Linked DNA regions of Mus musculus: region 1 is linked to region 2. Evidence: chromatin loops called from intact Hi-C (ENCODE). Cell type or tissue: heart. All regions are shown on one strand. Each heading gives the region's core, and the rest is flanking DNA. Links, peaks and the distances in the headings are about the cores only. Region 1 has its middle 270 kb from the start of Gm30957. Region 2 has its middle 20 kb from the start of Gm31496.

Region 1 (9,101 bases), core at 1,964-6,963, 1.6 Mb before region 2:
TTTTTTCATAGATATCCCGAGATCTTTGGAATTAGCAATCAGTATGATGTAAATTTGACATACAGTACTTCAGAAATAATTTAACTTTAGGGAAGTGGGGAAATTTGTCTCTTTTTAAATTTAAAATCACAACTATTGTTCAAGTAAATGTCATGGAAGTACCAAAAGTGGCTGTGTCTCTTGATCTTGTGCTAAGTTAAACTCTGGCATGATTACAATGTGACTATAGGCTTTGGGCATTAATTATAGTTGCTGAAAAAAAGCATTCCTTCTTTCCTCATGCCCTGTGTGTCTCAATATTCATACCCATGTATCATAAGTACATGGGGGATGACTTAATTATACAGCTGAGCTGTGGAGCAAGCTAGAGGTAGAGCTAGGATGGATATCTAAGCCCATGCTGACGCCTTACAGAGCATGGCTTTTATAACCACCACTCACAGTAGTGATGGCACAAAAGCCTGTTAGGCTACCTGCCACTTGAATACTACATGCCACTTAGTATATGCACCACCACCCCCATACACCAAGTGAGCCCTGTGCTGTAATGGACCTTCTGTTCATATTATTTCCTTATTACAGATAACCATAAAATCTCACTGAATACTTCAAGGCGTAGACAGATAGACTGAATAAGAACTATCAGGAGTAAGGAACTGAGGCTGAAGAAGTCTTGCTCTCTGATCCCACACACCTGCTAGGATGAGTTGCCTCTGAAACTTTACAGGCAAATAAATAAAAGGCCTACCTGATGTAGTACGATGAATGGAATTACTTAACATTCAATTATGGAACACCCAATTGGAGAGAATGACATCTATCTAAAACTATATTCTCTTATCATCATGTTTTACAGGTACCCCCTACATTAAAATCGCTCTTTGCCTATTAAGAATCACTTTCTCCCTATAAGTTCTGAAGTGTCCTTCCAATGGGATCTTGCCAAATTACCCACTCAGTTCCTATCAAAGTCAAGCATTTCTATGTTCTAAGCATTGATTTGTTTTCTTCCTTTAAGTTTTGGTGTGCCTCAGTAGATGTATCTGAATTAAGACCTCAGCGTACTAGGAGAGCCAAGCAGTTCTAATCACAGAAATACAAATTATCCATGAACGTTATTTACTGTGTGTCAGCAAATCCAAGGGCTGTCTTTGTCAAGGGTTAAAACTGTGTTGCATCGTTTGTGTGTTTTTTGGTTGTGAGCCTAGACTGGTAACAATGGCAGCAGGGGCTGTCTCTGATTCTTTTGATAGCTTTGGAACCCCTTTCCTTATACTGGATTGCTTTGTCTAGTCTTAAAGTGAGGGGAGGTGCCTATCTTACTGCAACTTGATATGCTATGTTTAATTGATAGCCATGGGAGGGCTTCTCTTTTCTGAGGAGGAGTCGATGCAGAAGGGAGGTCAGATGGAAGAAGAGGAGGTAGGAAAACTCTGGTCAGGATGTGAGAATTAACAAACACAACAAACAAACAAAATCCCATCTGGTAACATGTGATCTAAGGAAGTAAAATCCATTTATCAATTTGCTCTGTGATCTCAATCTCTTCTTCTTCTTCTTCTTCTTCTTCTTCTTCTTCTTCTTCTTCTTCTTCTTCTTCTTCTTCCTCCTCCTCCTTTCCTCTCTTCCTTCCTTCTTTCCTTCCTTCCTTCAGTTTCTCATGTAACCAAAGACACCACTGACCTCACTATGAAGGCAAAGATGACTTTGATCTTCTTATAATGAGCCTGCTTCTTTCTCCTAAGAGATGGAATTATAACCATGTGCTGCCATACCGGGATTTATGCAGTGCTGGGGATTAAAACCAGGGTTCTTTGTAAGCTAGGCAGGCACAATACAACTGATCTCCCACGCCGATTCAGTACAAGCATTTCTACTTCGCATCAACACGTGCTGGAATCATCTACCTCCCCTGATTTGTCCCCGTGAAAGAGGATATTGGTTTTGCTCGTACTATCTTTAAATTATCAGCCTATCTACTATGTACTCACCTGCCCCTGTCTGTGCAGTTGAAAAGTAGAGAAATTCGACAAGTACCACCAGTAGAGGGCGCAGATGCTCCATGTAAATGTCTTTCATTAAGAACGAATCAGAACCAAAGGCTTTCCTAAATGATCAATCTCATCACTAGAGTCTGTCAGAATCCCTCAGAAGACAAAAAAAAAAAAAAAAAAACAAAAAAAAAAAAACAAAAAAAACTTATATTTAAACCTTATATTTTATTGATTACAGAAGTGAAATATCAATGAAAGGAGAGATGTCTTTTGCTATGGTGACAGAGGACAATGAAAGCCAATCACGTTGCATTTCTCCGAGTATTGTAAAGTCATGCTTCCTGAGTGAAGATCCTGAGGTCAAAGAGCTCAGTGCTACAAGTCAACGGGATATCTGAGGGGCAAATGAATCAGACTGAGGGAGCAAGAATTGGTGAAGGGGATGCCTTGATCCCCGTGTTTTAGAGCGGAAGGTCCTGTGTTGGAATTAACCAGCTATAATTCTGGATTTATGATCACGTAATAGCAGCATTAAAAGTGGACAGCAGCAGTATTCAATGAACGGATATCACATTGCATTATGGCCAGGACTAAGGTAAGAACCAATAGCAGCTTAAATAGCACATAGGATTCATAAAGAATAGGTTACAGCTGAGCATAGAGATCAGGGCACCTGCATTTACCATCAGGCTGAGGCAGAAGCAGAGCCAGCTAAATGCCAGCTGTTGCCATCTTAACCCTTTCTGCTAAGCACACAAATTTAAAGCACAACGATGGTTTGTGTCCACAGATACACGAAATATCCCAAGGTGTACAAGCTGCTGCATCTGGGCCAATCACTATGGCCAGTTTAAATCTGACTGTAGGGGTTCTGCCATTGTTTTTAGTTTGTTTGTTTGCTTTGTCTATAAAGTATGTAATAGAATGGGGAAGGAGTAAACAGAAACAGCCAAGACTGACAAAGAACTATGAGGAAAATTCAACAAAGCTGTGGCCAATCAATAGGATAGCTGCAGAAAGAGTACTGTGCCTACTCTTAGTGTTGACATGAATTGAATAAAAAACCACGGCCCCCACAGTTTGAGCACTATTCGCCATCCAGTTACAACATTGGGACACTTAATAAAGGCATGGCCCTAGGAGACCTGTTCTGTAAGAAACCAAAAGCCACTTGTTAAAGGCCATCACTGTGTAAGAGAAAGACAGAGAATGCTGCAGGAGGATTGGACAGGTTTCCCAAACCTGGAGGCTACAGAAGACTTTGATGTAAGCCGTTTTCTTAGTCTGATACAGTCCCGTCTCAGACCAAAGTTATCAGAGGCAATGAGAAGTCACTGTGAAGCCAGGCAAGCTCTTAACAAACTCAGGTTCCTCTTGTGCCATGTGATTAGGTTACAATAATTTGCTAACATGACTTGCAGCTCTAAAATCCCACATTTATGAATGTAAACCACAGTCCCATTGTGAGTTAGAATTTTGCAATCTTCGGGCAAATAACGCTCACATACCGTGTCATCTTCATATGCACACAATATTCTTAGTGTTAAACAACCAACTGAAAAGTTAGTGCAGTACACCCAATCCATGCTTCTATTAAATTCATGGTCAGTTCATCCACAAGATGTCACTGTCTGCCACCATTTGTATTATAATCAGCTTGACCTTTCCTCTATGGCTTTTTCTGCACTTACGTTGATTCAAGTACATTGAGAACAAAACCATTTTTGATGATCTGATACATAAAATTGTATTCAAATTAACAGATCTCAAAGAGTGTATCCATATGTGTTTGGATAGTAGTACCTCAAAGTCTTCTCACATTATCCACTGGCGTTTAACATAAAAATAAAGGCTAGAAGCATACAATTTTATGAAAAGATCCTGTTGCAGGAGAATATGCAAGAGAATAAAAGAAGTTTTCATCATCTTGTGGGGGAATGGGAAAGGATGTTTGCTTTATCTTATAAAATGGCAAGACAGAAAGTCCCGGCCATGTTACGGTGTTTTGCCTCAGATCTTGGCATGACCTGAGGAGTCAGAGAGCAGTAGATATCCAGAGAACCACTCTGAGACTTAAAGTCCTGCAGACTTGGCCCTTTCTGCAGAGTTTTATCACCACTGGTGTCCTCATTTGTGGGAATCTTATCACCATTCAACCTCATGAGCCACACCAGTGCTAGATTGTACCATGCCTTCTGGCTCAGCAGTCCACAGATAACACCTTACCAAAGATAACCTTACCAGATTTAGTGATGTTCCTGTGCCCTACAAGGGAAAGCATGAGAATACTGAGTTCAGGGACTTGTATAATAAAATGCTTCTGTGACAATTTTATCTCTGTTGCCTGCATTTGGCATACTCTTGGAGCTACTCTTAGAAAAACCGTTCTTACATTTAATTGACTGCATAAACTCAAATCACAACTATCAGCACCATCCGATGGTTGCTAGATTCAACCTGTGATCTCTAGGGCCCCCACCACAATGAACAGACTCTAGGAATCATTTTCCGACATTAATTGGAGGACTGACAATGCAAGAATAACAATCAAATGATCAATCTCGATTTTCCAGAACTGCAGTACTCGCAGAGGCCACTGGAGGTCAGTCTTCATTCTAAAACAGGAATCAATTTTGTCACATGTCTTGTCTTACCCCTGCCTGGCTTTGGAGTTTGGATATGTAAGTCAATTTTACATTCTATTATCTTGTGTAGGACTGTTAATTCTATCTAAGACTAATTATATTTTCAATGAATATACAAATTAAAAAGAACACAGATTTTATTTTGTTCTTTGATACATCCACATACCTTCCTACTTTCTTCCTGTTGAGTTCTCTATTAGTTTACAATTTCCACATTAAAGACGTGCTAACGTAACACGGTGACCCTGAGCATCCCATGCTCCGTACCTGTGAAATTTGTGGTCCCATTGTTGATGTCAATAGCACCATAAAGCTAACCAATGTTTTCTTATTGTTTTCAGATTCTTTCTGATGTTCCCAAGACTTTAGGTTCACTGACACTGCACCCATTAATTTGCTTTGGATGGATGCTAGACATCTGGTAGACATATAGAACTAAGTATAAAAGAACTCAGGTTCAAACTCTTATTCTACCATGTATTAACTGAGTGACTCTGATAAAAACTATGTATCCAATGTTGGCCTCCGTCCTCAGTTATTGAATAAAAGTAATATTAACATGTCCCACATGGATGCTCACGAGGACAGAAACAGTGCTTTATTCATGCTAATGATGGCCAGGTTGGTAGATTCATGTTAAAGTTTTAGGAACAGCTATGTCATTGTCCCAGAAGCTAGACTTTGAAGTACATCCTAGAGCAGCTTCATTTCAGAAAAGATGGTGTTACCAACTTTGTGCGAAAGAAGAGGAAATGTAGGAGGAGCAACTGTGTGAAAATCCAGGAGTAACCAATTCCTAGGCACAACTCAGTCAACCAGATAGAGAGTGGGCACAGGGCCCTGGAGCCTGCATTGGACATGCACCATTGCTTTCTGGGCCCCGCATTGTCTTCTAACAAGTTTCTGCATTCCAGGCTTAGTGTTCACTGCTGCACCTGATGGGCAACCAGAATGTCTTGGGTCAACATGTTTCCAGGCTAACAGAAGGCAGACAGGTTTTATCTTCCGTTAGGGCAGATGTCCCTCTTTAGTGCTGTGGAAAAACTGACTGGAGACTATGCCGTATCACCCTGGTCTTTAGAGTGAGTCTACAGACAAGTAGAGAATACTTTCTGTGGAGAACAGTGACATCTCCGTCCTCATGTATACTTAAGGAAGTTGAACACCAAGTTCCCCACTGCCCTAACTCTTTTTGAAATTGGACAGAATACTTTTAACTCTGTCAGATTTGTTTTTCTCAATTCCTAGACTTGCTTCCAAAATTAGATCCAAATAAAGTTTGTTCTATCCCATTTGATAAGATGGACAGGTGCAACTTCAAAGAAACTTCCAACTTGACAAATCCAACTGGGATTTCATGACTGAATGACATTTCCAATGCCACCGTGTCTTCATGGCTTGGCATTCTCAGGACTTCTCAGCATCCTGAACCGATTTTATCTTAGGTAAACTGCTTTTGTGGCTCTTCCCATCTCTCCTTGCCTAGAGGTACCACTTACCTCATCCCACGTGCTTTGCTACTTTCACCTGAATTGTGACCAGTGTATAAACTTGAGATCTCTGATGCATGCATGTACAAGAGGCCTGTAGAGTTTACTGACTGGTTATTTGTGTGGCAGTCATTTAGGACTTTATGTAAAGAATTTCAAATGTGTCATAAATGTTCCTGCCTATCATAAACAATCATTCCAAAAGATATGCAATAAAGATTATTCAAGAAAGCATGGGCAAGCATGCTACTTTAATTATTTTACTGAGTAATAAATAATTAATTGACTATAGAATATAAATGTGACTTTAGGATATGACAGCATTATAACTCTTCTAATATACTTCAGCCAAACATTTGGTTGAGGAGGTGTATTTGAATTTGTAGAGATCTCTGGCAGGGGTACTGTTGCTTTCCTTACATGGATTCCATTATGTTAACATGTGCTTTATGGCCAAACTAGAATTAATCTATTGATTTGGACTCGTGATACCTATTTTCATTCGTCACAATTCAGTTCTTCATTTGTGGGGCTGATTCATAGAGACTAAAAAGAAACAAAATTAAAAAAAAAATTCCCTGCTGCTATAGTAGCAGGTATCAGAGAAAGAATCTTCCCATTATAATTGGTCAAGGCAATGTTTATTCATCTGCTAGAAGGCTTGGTTTCCCAGAGCCCATTGTTCTGTTTCCCTATGCCTGTTTACCGGCGGCAGATTTCACCTGTGGTATTTTCATTTGTCTGTTGAGTTTAAAAGAACATTGAATTAATTTTCTTGGATAAAGAAACCCAGTGATATAATAAAGAGATGCTTTATGTCAATTTAGAACGAAACCCAAATCCTTTGTTTTCAAAATTATCTTTTATGAAAAGAAAGAGTAGCATTCAAAATTATATCTGATGCATTTGATGTATACACATGATTATGTATATATTATTTTGTACTTACAATCAAATACTATTCTAGCGATAGGGTATCATTTAAATACAAACCAAGCTTTCTTTAAAATTAGATTTGGGTAAAGTTCTCTTCAACCTGCTCACTTTCTTCCGATCCATAACTCAGAGCACTTTTTATCTTGTCACAAAGAACCCATCAGTCAGCCTTCACATGTGAACTTCTCATCTCTTTTTGTTGTTCTTTATTTTTTTAGGGGTGGAGTTTACTTGCATAAAGATTGAAGGATGAATGAGAAAAAAGAAAGAAAAAAAAAAACTTAAACCCATAAGCTGTGGATGGTGACTTCAAGCATAAAGTTAGAGTGTCATTCGTGGTACTGTAAAATAGTAACCTCACTGAGAATCAAAGTCATGGGTTTTTTTGTTTTGTTTTGTTTTGTTTTTTTTGTTTTTTTTCCCCCCAGCGCCTCTTTGTGACAAACACATTATGTCAGCTCCACTAGCTCATTTGTCTGCTGCAGTTCCACTTTATCAGGCTGAAGTAAAAAGAATTGATGTGTCTGGGGAGATAAAGTAAATGGAAACTGGGGGCTCATTCCAATGTGCTGTACTTTGATGTATTTTGCAAACCTGAGAGCAGCAGCTGTAACACTAGTTACTGTTTGTATTTAAATATTGTACATTAGACTCTGAAAAGCTGTTTTATAATACCCCCACCTTTTCTCCCTTTTAGCACCTACTGGCTTCCAGATTGTTCTCTTTGCTTTTATTTCCATTGTGTCTACAGATATTTTCATGGCTTGTGCTTTCAAGAGCCTTTGTCTTTTACTAACAAGCCAGGAAAACAAGTCAAGATTCTTTGCAAATGCTCCTTGAAAAAAATTTTAACTTTAATATTCACTTGAATTGGCTTCATTGCTTTATGGTGTCAGGCTGGAGATTTTGTGAATTATTAAGATTTATGTGGCTTCAATATCTGACATTGCTGAACAAAAATCCCACCAAATTTAACATAACAAATACATCCTCTTTAACAAGGGATGAAGGGCAACAGGAAGCTACTTTTAAAATCACATCTTAACATAATTTATGTTCATCACAATAAAAAAATCCTTACTGTAATGCAAAATGTACATCAATGGAACAAAAGTTACAACCAAATGTATTAGGAAAAATAGAACCGTGTTATGTCTCAAATTCTTAAGCATGAACAAGTTTTCACTACAGATACTTCTACTAGAACCGATGGCGTTTGCATAGTTTTAGAGAATCAGAGGGTTTACTGATCTGGCTCTACAGGAAAATGTGGTATTTTTCAATAATAATCAACGAGCCTCTTTCATGTGCCCTTTAATTTTGAAAACATTAAAGAAAATAAGTTACTGAGAACAACAGATCACAAGCAGAAGCCTAAAATGTTTCTCATTCATTACCTAAAGGTTTTAATTAAGGTTTTTGGAGTCCTCTTTTGATTTACCTTCAATATCTACTTTATCGCCTTCTTCGATAGTCTTGTTGCACACAGTTGCTATCATGACTTAAAACTGGATGTTATGAATATGATCGTGTTCAAAGAGATGGCGCCAGATATTATGCATATTAATTCCTTAGCCCTTCAAAGTGAGGGAGGGAGCTCCTGTGACAGCCAAACGTGGAGAGGAGTGACTGAAGTGACCAGCCACATTCTTCTACCAATACATTTAGCTGGAACTAAATCAGCCTCTGATCCCTCTGCTGATTGTGGGCTTTCTCAAGCTGCCTTTATGAGACACAGGAAGACAAGATGATCGGCTCGCATCCTTAAAGAGGAACTTGATCCTGCTGGAAACATCCTAATGGAAAATGTGGCTTGGGATGAGGGGAGCTTGTGATGGAGTGGCAGCTTGGCCATGCCACAAGTCATCTGATATCAGCTGTCTAACTTCCCATTCCAAATTTCCAGAAAGCTCTTTTGCATATGGAATGAGTACTCAGGGAAAGAAAACTGTAATCAAGGGTCTGCGCTGATATCCATCTTTTACCTACATATTGATGAACCACCAATGTTTAAAATATAGGGAATCTTTTGAGAG
Region 2 (9,101 bases), core at 2,519-7,518:
ATTTTACCTAGGACACCGGGCAGAGAAGAGCTGTAGCCCAACTCCTTCCAACTCCTCCCAACTCCTCAGCTAGCTGTTAAAAGCCCCCTACTGTTACCGCTGAGGTCGAACTCCCCTGCCCTGCGAGGAGGAAGGAGTTCGTCCTCAGCTGGCTGATAATAAAACCTCTTGCAGTTTGCACCATGTGTGGTTTTTCACATTGGGGTGCAACTCATCCAGGGACTTGAGCAGAGGCCCAGCTTCGGGGGTCTTACAATGTCTGGCTTGGTTGTGGCCTCTCTGCACTGAGTCTCAATTTCTGACTATTTTAGGGACAAACAGGAAAACGCTGCTGCTTATTTGACATCTGACAAGAGAGGAGGGGGTTGCACAAAGCCACACGCAGAGGGCACAGACTAATTTCTGTGTGTCCCACCTAGTATAGACTCTGGAATGAAATGGTAGGAACTGACCCAGGTTCTCACAGTTGAATCCTATTGCAAAATCCTGTCTCATTTCTAAGAACTCCACTGCTACAGGTGGCTTAGAAACAAACAAAACCTCCCCCAGAGCTAGCCTCATCCCAGAGCAAAGGTAACATACAACAGAGCTATTCTAGTCCGAATCCACGGAGGTTTTCTTGACCACTGTTCACCCAATAGGAGTTGAAGAAAGGAAAGCTTATCGTGACTTTGTAGAATCTGTCTGCTTGAAAAGCAACATTGTGTCAAAGAATATGTCAATTATAGATAAACTTGAGACTGCCGAGTGCAACTTTGGCCATTTCCTGCTGTTGTAAAGAGTGAAAACTAAGTATGCATACGAGCGTGTATGGAAAATTCAACTAATTTTGCTTATATACTTCCATTCTCCGGGGAAAGATTTTTGTCTGTCACAGTGATTCCACTATAGAAACTAAATTGAAAGACTTGTATTTTATTTATCTTCATAATAACCATGTTTGTGTGTAACAACACCATTTTCTTCTCACAAAAGTAAGGAGACTGAGGTGGGAAAGCCTGTTCACAAATCAGAGCACTGGGTTACATCCCTCCACACGAGCCAATGACATCTTTCCAAGTAAGCAGTTCTGGTGCCATACAACACTACTGTGATCCCAGCACCAAGAGACTTCGGTAGGGGGATTTGGAGTTCAAAGTAGACCTGAGCTACGCAGAGAAACTCCATCCAACGAAAAAAATAATAAAGAGATTAAAAAAAGAATAAAACTATTATAAGCAGAAGGAAAAAGAAAATCGGTAATAGTTTTGTGCTCTTGTAAATACTGGATTTGTCTCATTTGACTTTCATGATTTGCTATGTAACAAAATCAGACAACTAGGAACAGCGTGTACCTCCTCCCCACCAAACTTGACCCTCCAGACTAACAAGCAACTAAGCAAGAGCAAGAGCGCCACCCAGGGAGAAACCCTGATGCTCCCTCTTCATCACGTGTTGAAAGGGATTAACCGAGCTCTCCCAGGGCGGCTTTTGTCCTCTACGTCCTTCACACATTTTACTTAAAGAGAAAGTGCAAGAAGACTCAGAGCCTGTCCATTATGTCCTCAGATTTATTGACACGGAAAGTCAGGCCTGAGTGTGAAGGGAGGATCAGAACCCCTGCCCCGTGCCTTTATAAAGCCTTTTCCTTCCTCCTGCTTCTCTTTAATCACAGCCTTTGTGAGGGAAACCTTTGAAGCAATCTCCTCTTTCTCCCCAGGGACTTCCCCCCAGCTTCCCTGGTTACTAGGGCTCTCTCTCCCTGTGGCCTGATCAATTTCAGTAAAAATATTTAAAGCATGTGGCATTGTAATTAAGTGAGCCGATTGTATCCCCATCAGTGTGCAAGACAACAAAACTGTTGTCTGGGGTCCCTTCCAAGGAGCACGGAGGCTGAGTGGAGCCAGTCTTAGTTCATCTGGATTGATTTTTATTTTTTGAAGTGGCTTGTTTGGGGGTAAAGACAGATACTACAGGCTGGGTAAATTATGCGTGTCACTAGGACCGGAAGGAAAATTTGCAGAGGCGTTCTCTAGTATGATTTCCAACTCAGTAGTTTAATTTCTGAACAAAGGTGTCCAATTTCTAGCAGTTAAACCCTCAGTCAGAATAGCTTGTCTTCCAGCAGTGGTCAGTTGCCCACCACAGCTTGCTATCTATCTATCTATCTATCTATCTATCTATCTATCTATCTATCTATCTATCTATCTATCTATCTATTTCTACCTACCTACTTTTCTGCCTGTCATCTGTTCTTTTGGTAAAATAACAACCTCAATAGTGTCTCCAGTGACTACTTATGCTGGGAGCTGCCCCCCACTATTTCAGAGCTGCTGGCTGTCTTTCCTATGTGCCTACCCCCTTCCCTTTATCTTTAAACCATGATTTAGAGGATCTGAAGAGATGGCCCAGCAGTTAAGAGCACTTAAATCTCATGTGAAAGACCAGAGTTTAGTTCCCAGCACCACCTGCTTATAATTCCATCTCTAGTGTATCTGATGCATATGTGTGAACTATCAAGCGTATGTAAGCAAACACACACACACAAGCAAACACATAAATAAAATAAACCCTTTTTATAAGTAAAATGTAAAGGGACAATTAAGAAAAAAGAATTTGAGAATCAAATTCAAAAGGTGCTCTTAGAGAGGGCAGAATGGCCGGTGAAGACAGCCCGTGTACAAAGTTGACCCGAAGCAGGGCAGCTGGGGAGAACCTGAAGCTCTTCCCAGGTGTGGGACCCACACAGAGATGGGAAGGGTGGGCGGTACGTTTGCTTCAATTCTTCGCTTCAGGGCATTGGAGCCCTTTCTGAGGACCAGAGAGGAGTCACCACCATAGAACTGATGCTAATTAGAGCAGACTAGCATGGGGGTGGCCGGGGTAGAGCTGTCGCCTGCATCTCATCAGCCTGGTTCCAGGGCATGGGGACTCCCTTCTTGGCCCCACTGGCCTCCCCCGCCGCGCCCCCCCCCCACTTCCAGGTTAAGAGCCGTCGTGGGTAAGAAAGGGCCTGGCATGCTGTGGTTCTCCAGGAAACAGGCTCTGCTCCCCAGGAAAGTGAAATAACCATCTCCTACATATCTGCATGTGTGCTACGTTCACATTTAATGACATGTTTACATCTTTTTTTTCCCTTGTATATTTTCTTTATTTACATTTCAAATGTTTTCCCCTTTCCTGGTCTCCCCTTCAGAAGCCCCCTATATCATTCCCGCCCTGCCTCTATGAGGGTGTTCCCCTGCCCACCCACTCCCATCCCCCTGCCCTGGCCTTCCCCTACACTGGGGCATCGAACACTATCAGGCCCAAGGGCCTCTCCTCCCGCTGATGTCCAACAAGGCCATCCTGTGCCACATATGTGGCCAGAGCCATGGATCGCTCCATGTGTACTCTTTGGTTGGTGGTCCAGTCTCCGGGAGCTCTGAGGGTCTGGCCAGGTGACATTGTTGCTCCCTCCATGGGGCTGTAAATCCCCTCAGCTCCTTCAGTCCCTTCTCCATCTCTGAGCTCAGTCCAATGGTTGGCTGAGTGCATCCACCTCTGTATTTTTCAGGCTCTGGCAGAGCCTCTCAGGAGACAGCCATATCAGGCTCCCATCAGCAAGCACTTCCCAGCATCCACAATAGTATCTGGGTTCGGTGGCTGTATATGGGATGGATCCTCAGGCAGGGCAGTCTCTGGATGGCCTTTCCTTCAGTCTCTGCTCCACACTATGTCTCCATATTTCCTCCTGTGAGTATTTTGTTCACCTTTCTAAAAAGCACTGAAATATCCACAGTTTGGTCTTTTTTCTTAGACTTAATATAGTCTGTGAATTGAATCTTGGGTATTCCCAACTTTTGGGCTAATGTCCACTTATCAGTGAGTACATATCATGTTTGTTCCTTTGTGACATCCAATAGAGGGATAATATCCAATTTATACAAAGAACTCAAGAAGTCAGACTCCAGAGAACTAAATAACCCTATTAAAAATGGGGAACAGAACTAAACAGAGAATTCTCAACTGAGGAATACCAAATGCCTGAGAAGCACCTAAAGAAATGTTCAACATCCTTAGTCATCAGGGAAACTCAAATCAAAACAACCCTGAGATTCCACCTCACACCAGTCAGAATGGCTAAGATCAAAACCTCAGGTGATAGCAGATGCTGGCAAGGATGTGGAGAAAGAGGAACACTCCTCTATTGCTGGTGGGATTGCAAGCTTGTACAACCACTCTGGAAATCAGTCTGGTATTTCCTCAGAAAATTGGACATAGTACTACCGGAAGACCCGCCATACTACTCCTGGGCATATATCCAGAAGATGTTCCAACTTGTAATAAGGACACATGCTCCACTATGTTCATAGCAGCCTTGTTTATAATAGCCAGAAGCTGGAAAGAACCCAGATGTCCCTCAACAGAGGAATGGATACAGAAAATGTGGTACATTTACACAATGGAGTACTACTCAGCTATTAAAAACAATGACTTCATGAAATTCTCAGGCAAATGGATGGATCTGGAGGATATTACCCTGAATGAAGTGACTCAGTCACAAAGGAACAGACATGTTTAAATCTTAAAGACAACGTTGAATTTTACGAAACGAAGAGCATAAAGAGACAGAGACCAAGTGAAAGCTGTTCCAATCAGAGGCCGCAAAATGGGAAAGGCTAGCCCCTGAGCTGCAGGAAGGGACAATGGCAGAGTAGGTCACAGGATGGAAAGGCAGTTACTCCAGGCTGAGCAGGAGGGTAAAGCGAAGGTCTAAGCCTTCCCTTTCTCACCTATGTCGCTGGGACATCAACCTATACACACATGATTCCTGTAGTGGTCAAAATCCTGAGAGCTGAGACCCAAAGAGAGGCCTTGAAACATCATAACTGGCCACAAAAGGGACAGCAAACATTTCTGAGATTGGCTTTTCTGAGTCCCAGAAGGCAGTCTCCCAGAAGGACTGAGTACCTAATTCTTGCTCTCACCCATGGGAGAAAGAGGGGTGAGGCCTAGCAATGGCTGAGTCCTCCTCTCATGCAAGGTGATGGAAGGGAGAGAGCATAGCTCTAAGGGCTGTCTAGGTGGCGTTGACACAATGACAGTTATGGAGAGAGGCTGTTCCCTGGAGAGACAAATGATGTCTATCAATAAAAAAAAAAAAAAAAAAAATCACTACCCAATTGAGCCACAAAAATCACACACTCATTTCTTCCTCCCGGAAAGTTGAACTTTACAACTTGGCACCCGAGACCTCCTGGAACAGCGCGCCCCCCACCCCCGCGTGATATGAACGACCTGGCGTTATTACTAGTTTTTAATGGGTAACTTATTTGTAAGGAAATCTTGCCCTCTAGCTTTCAAGTGTCAAAAGTGAATTTAACCCGGTGGAAAAGCCGAGTCAGTGGCAGATAAATGGATGGACTCTGCCACCTAGTGGACACTTTTCATAGGACACCCTTATGATTCCAAGTGAGTTCATGTTCAAGTCATAAAACTAATTCTTTGAACGATTGGGTTTTATTTATTTTTTACTTCTTCCCCTTGGTTCCTTGTTTATTACTTCTTCCTATATATTGCTTTGGGGTTTGGTATATTCTTGTTTTTCTAAAGCCTTAATACATGCACTAATTTATTCAAGGTCTCTTAAATTTTCTTTCCTTTCTGTTTTTTGCTTCCCTCCATTTTCATGTGTTTGGGTATTTTGCCTGCATGTATGCCTTTGTAACACGTGTGTAAAGTGCCCTTGAATGCCATGAGAGGCTGTTGGACATCTTGAGAGTGTAGTAACAGATGGTTGTGAGTCACCATATGGTTGTTGGGAACTGGATCCCAGTCTTCTGGAAGAGCAGCCAGTGCTCTCAACCACTGAGCCATGTCTTCAGGCCCACTTCTCTTAATGTAGGCATTTAGGACCACAAGCTTTCCAGTTAGTACTGCCTTCATTGTGGTTTACAGCTATTTATTTCTTTGTCTTCATTCAATCCTGGTTGGGTTTTTTGTTTTTTTGGGTTTTGTTGTTGTTGTTGTTTGCTTGTTTGGGGGGGTTGTTTATTTGTTTGTTTTGTTTTGTGAAGACTTCTTAAGTAACCCATACATCATTCCACAATGTGTTTAACCTCTCTGAGTTTGTGCTCTCTCTGTGGTCTCTATTGTGGTCGAGACTACCTTTGTTCCACTGGAATCAGACAGACTACAGTTAGTTACTTGGATTTTCCAGTATTTGTTGGGTCTTGCTTTGTGTCCTAAGACAGGGTCCATTTTGTGGAAAGTTGCATGGGCTGCTGAGAAGAATGTGTATGCCTAGTGTTTTGGTGTAACGTTCTGTAGATGCGTGTTAGGTCCGCCGACTTATGATGTCTGACGTCATTTACCTGCAACGTTTCTCCGTGGTTTTGGCTGAATGCCCTTGTCTATCTCTTGTGAAAATGGGGGATTGAGGCCATCAGCTCTTGCCAGTTAATGGTGCTTTGCATCTGGCAGTGTTTGTTTTGTGAATTGGGTTGCACCTGAGTTTGGATTTACACTTCCCTGCCTGTGGACTTTTCGTTCATCTGCAGCAAGGCAACCTTCATGTGCATCAAAGGTGTCAGAAGCTTCTCTTCGTGGAAAAGGAGGGCTCGGTAAGGCCGTTGTGGCTTGTGTAGATTCTGTGATCTATCACCAACTGACCTTTTTAAACAAAGATTTATTTATTTATTTATTTATTATATGTAAGTACACTGTAGCTGTCTTCAGACACTCCAGAAGACAGCATCAGATCTCATTATACATGGTTGTGAGCCACCATGTGGTTGCTGGGATTTGAACTCAGGACCTCTGGAAGAGCAGTCAGTGCTCTTAACCGCTGAGCCATCTCTCCAGGCCCCTCCAACTGAGTTTTAAAATTTATCTATTCACCGTGGAAGTTAAAATGGTCTTCTGGTAATTCCCGCTGGTAACATATGGGGCCAGAGATCACAGGAAGAGCGCACAGCCCTGACACTGATCAAAGTTGATCAAACCAGCTCAGAATCTACTGGGGCAGCAGGGACCTGAACGGACAGTGACTACAGGGGACTGTCAGCTTGTGTCAAGTGCACACATGTTTGCCAACGCAAGCAGCTTAGCCTTGGAAAGACATTATCCTGCCTACCACTGGTCTGGACCAGCTTTTCTTAACCATGGAGCGCATGGTACTAGTTACCTTTTTTTGCTGACTCAAGAAACAGATGAAATGTATTTTCCCCCATCATGAAAATTCATGGAGTTGAGAAAATATTTAACTTAGATGGGAACTGATATCATTTGAATATTTGTGTCCTCTGAAGCTAGGGTTGGGGTTTAATTGCCATTGAAATAGTATGAGGAGCTGAATTCAGTCTTAAAGGAATTAGTTATGGTCTGTTGAATGTTTGCCTGGAATGCAATTTCTGGCTTCTTGTATCCCTTACGCCATGTAAACAACGTAACAGCAACCAAAGCTCAGAAGCCATAAATGGATTGGTGCTGTTGTGTTTTGAGCGCAGAGCGTTATAAAGCCAGTCCACCTCTTTGTGGCTTGTCCCTTAAATGAATTTGCTTGCCTTGCCACCCCTCTGATGCCGACGGAACATTCCAAGACCCTCACCACGTGTGGCCCCTCAGTTTGGGGCTTAATGATTCTAAGCTCCGGATGATCGGTAAGGATGAGCTAGCTGCCTCATTCACCATCTAACGGACAGCTGCTGCTGTCGGGGTGCGGGGCGTGGGGGGGGGGACTCTGACAGCTGGATCATGGAAATACGGCATGTAGCCTCAAAAAGCACTTAGTAGATTCATTGAAAGAAAAAGAATGACCAGGAATGAACACAAACCTTTCTGAATGGAGGGCCTTCTGGATGTAGAGGAAGGCCAGAGTCCACAGCGCTGGGTGGGATAGTGCTCACAGGAGACTACTCCTGGGCATCCTTCATCCTCTCCAGAGACACCATGTGACACAGTGTGTGGTAGATGTTCAGGAGAAGAGGACAGAGGTGTCCACTGCCCTTAGGCCCAGAAGGCTGCTTGAATTCTCGGCATGTCTTCTCAACGATCCTCAGTGGGGATTCTAGCCAACCGCCCTTGGGATGAGTGGCTAGGCACAAGGTTGTAAAAGAATGGATCTATATACCAAGCTGTAGTTCTGTGGTTTCATCTAGGTGTGTACACATATCACCAAAGCCTTGTTTCTCAAGAACAGGGCACACAGCTCCTAGAGGCTAGCACCTCTCACCTCCCATGTTCTTCCTTTATAAGAAAAGGGAAACCAGGTCATAGGGAAGAGACAAGAAAGGATTGCTTCAAAACAGCATATGCTGTTTTGTGCAGCAGTGAGTACCACAGACATGTTTTCCAGGAAGGACCACCAATGTCTGCTATTGTTTTTGACCATTTAGGAAACGTTTATGAAAGACACACATTTCCCTTTGGCCATGGGTCCTTCCTCCAAGCTAAGGAAGTGAGTCTGACAGCGACTGTCCAAAGATCTTTCTTGATTGTGAGAGATCTAGGGATGTAGTTTACTGGTGTTTGTTGCAAACTGATGGAACTCCTCCGTCGACAACCTGGAAAATGACTCAACCCTGTGTTCTGCAAGAAGAGATCGCCGTGCTCAGATTAAAGCCGACCCTGCCACTGAAGATCTGTGTCTGAGATGAAGCCCAACAGGACTTCCTTCTTTCCTTGCCATCTCTCTTCTGAAGTTCATCTCCAGGGATAGCCTTAGCTCACTACAAGCTCAGCAGCCAAGCAGGAATGTGTGGCAAAGCAGCCAAGGAAGGGGAGGTCCTCTGCATGGAACTCCAGCTGCCCTGATTGTTCAGATAGAAGCCTCATTTAAAAAATCACCCCCGTTGGCCAGCAAGATGGTTCAGTGGTTATGGATGCTGGACACCAAGTCTAATCTTCCTTGGAAGCCACATAGTAGAAGGGGAGAACACACTGCTGAGAGCTGTGCTGTGACCTCCACATGCATGCACCCCCATACTCCCAATAAATAAATAAATAAATATTTAAAAAATAGCCTCCACATTTTTCTGTCACATTCTCATGATGAACTCCATAGATGATGAAAATGGCCCAACCAATTATAGTATTCCCAACAATGACTTAGTTTATAATGTCTAAATAACTTAATTTTT

What was found. Hi-C counts contacts between places; a loop is a spot of excess contacts. Peaks named below come from ENCODE experiments on the same cell type or tissue, not always from the same donor. Only the 100,000 strongest peaks of a DNase experiment are listed, where the experiment ranks them.
Region 1: it touches region 2 in a loop (9-fold over the local background); 23 of 42 quality-filtered maps call a loop at or near these places.

Annotation. Positions count from the first base shown.
Region 1 is chr2:8,672,154-8,681,254 of GRCm38, forward strand. No RefSeq gene overlaps it. Among named protein-coding and RNA genes, the nearest start is that of Gm30957, 270 kb to the right of the region's middle. In heart, for the core only: CTCF peaks have their summits at 2,040 (motif pointing right), 3,606 (motif pointing right) and 4,585 (motif pointing right); no DNase peak of the experiment used is centred there; H3K27me3 peaks cover 272 bases.
Region 2 is chr2:10,283,340-10,292,440 of GRCm38, forward strand. No RefSeq gene overlaps it. Among named protein-coding and RNA genes, the nearest start is that of Gm31496, 20 kb to the right of the region's middle. In heart, for the core only: a CTCF peak has its summit at 5,395 (motif pointing left); no DNase peak of the experiment used is centred there; H3K27me3 peaks cover 640 bases.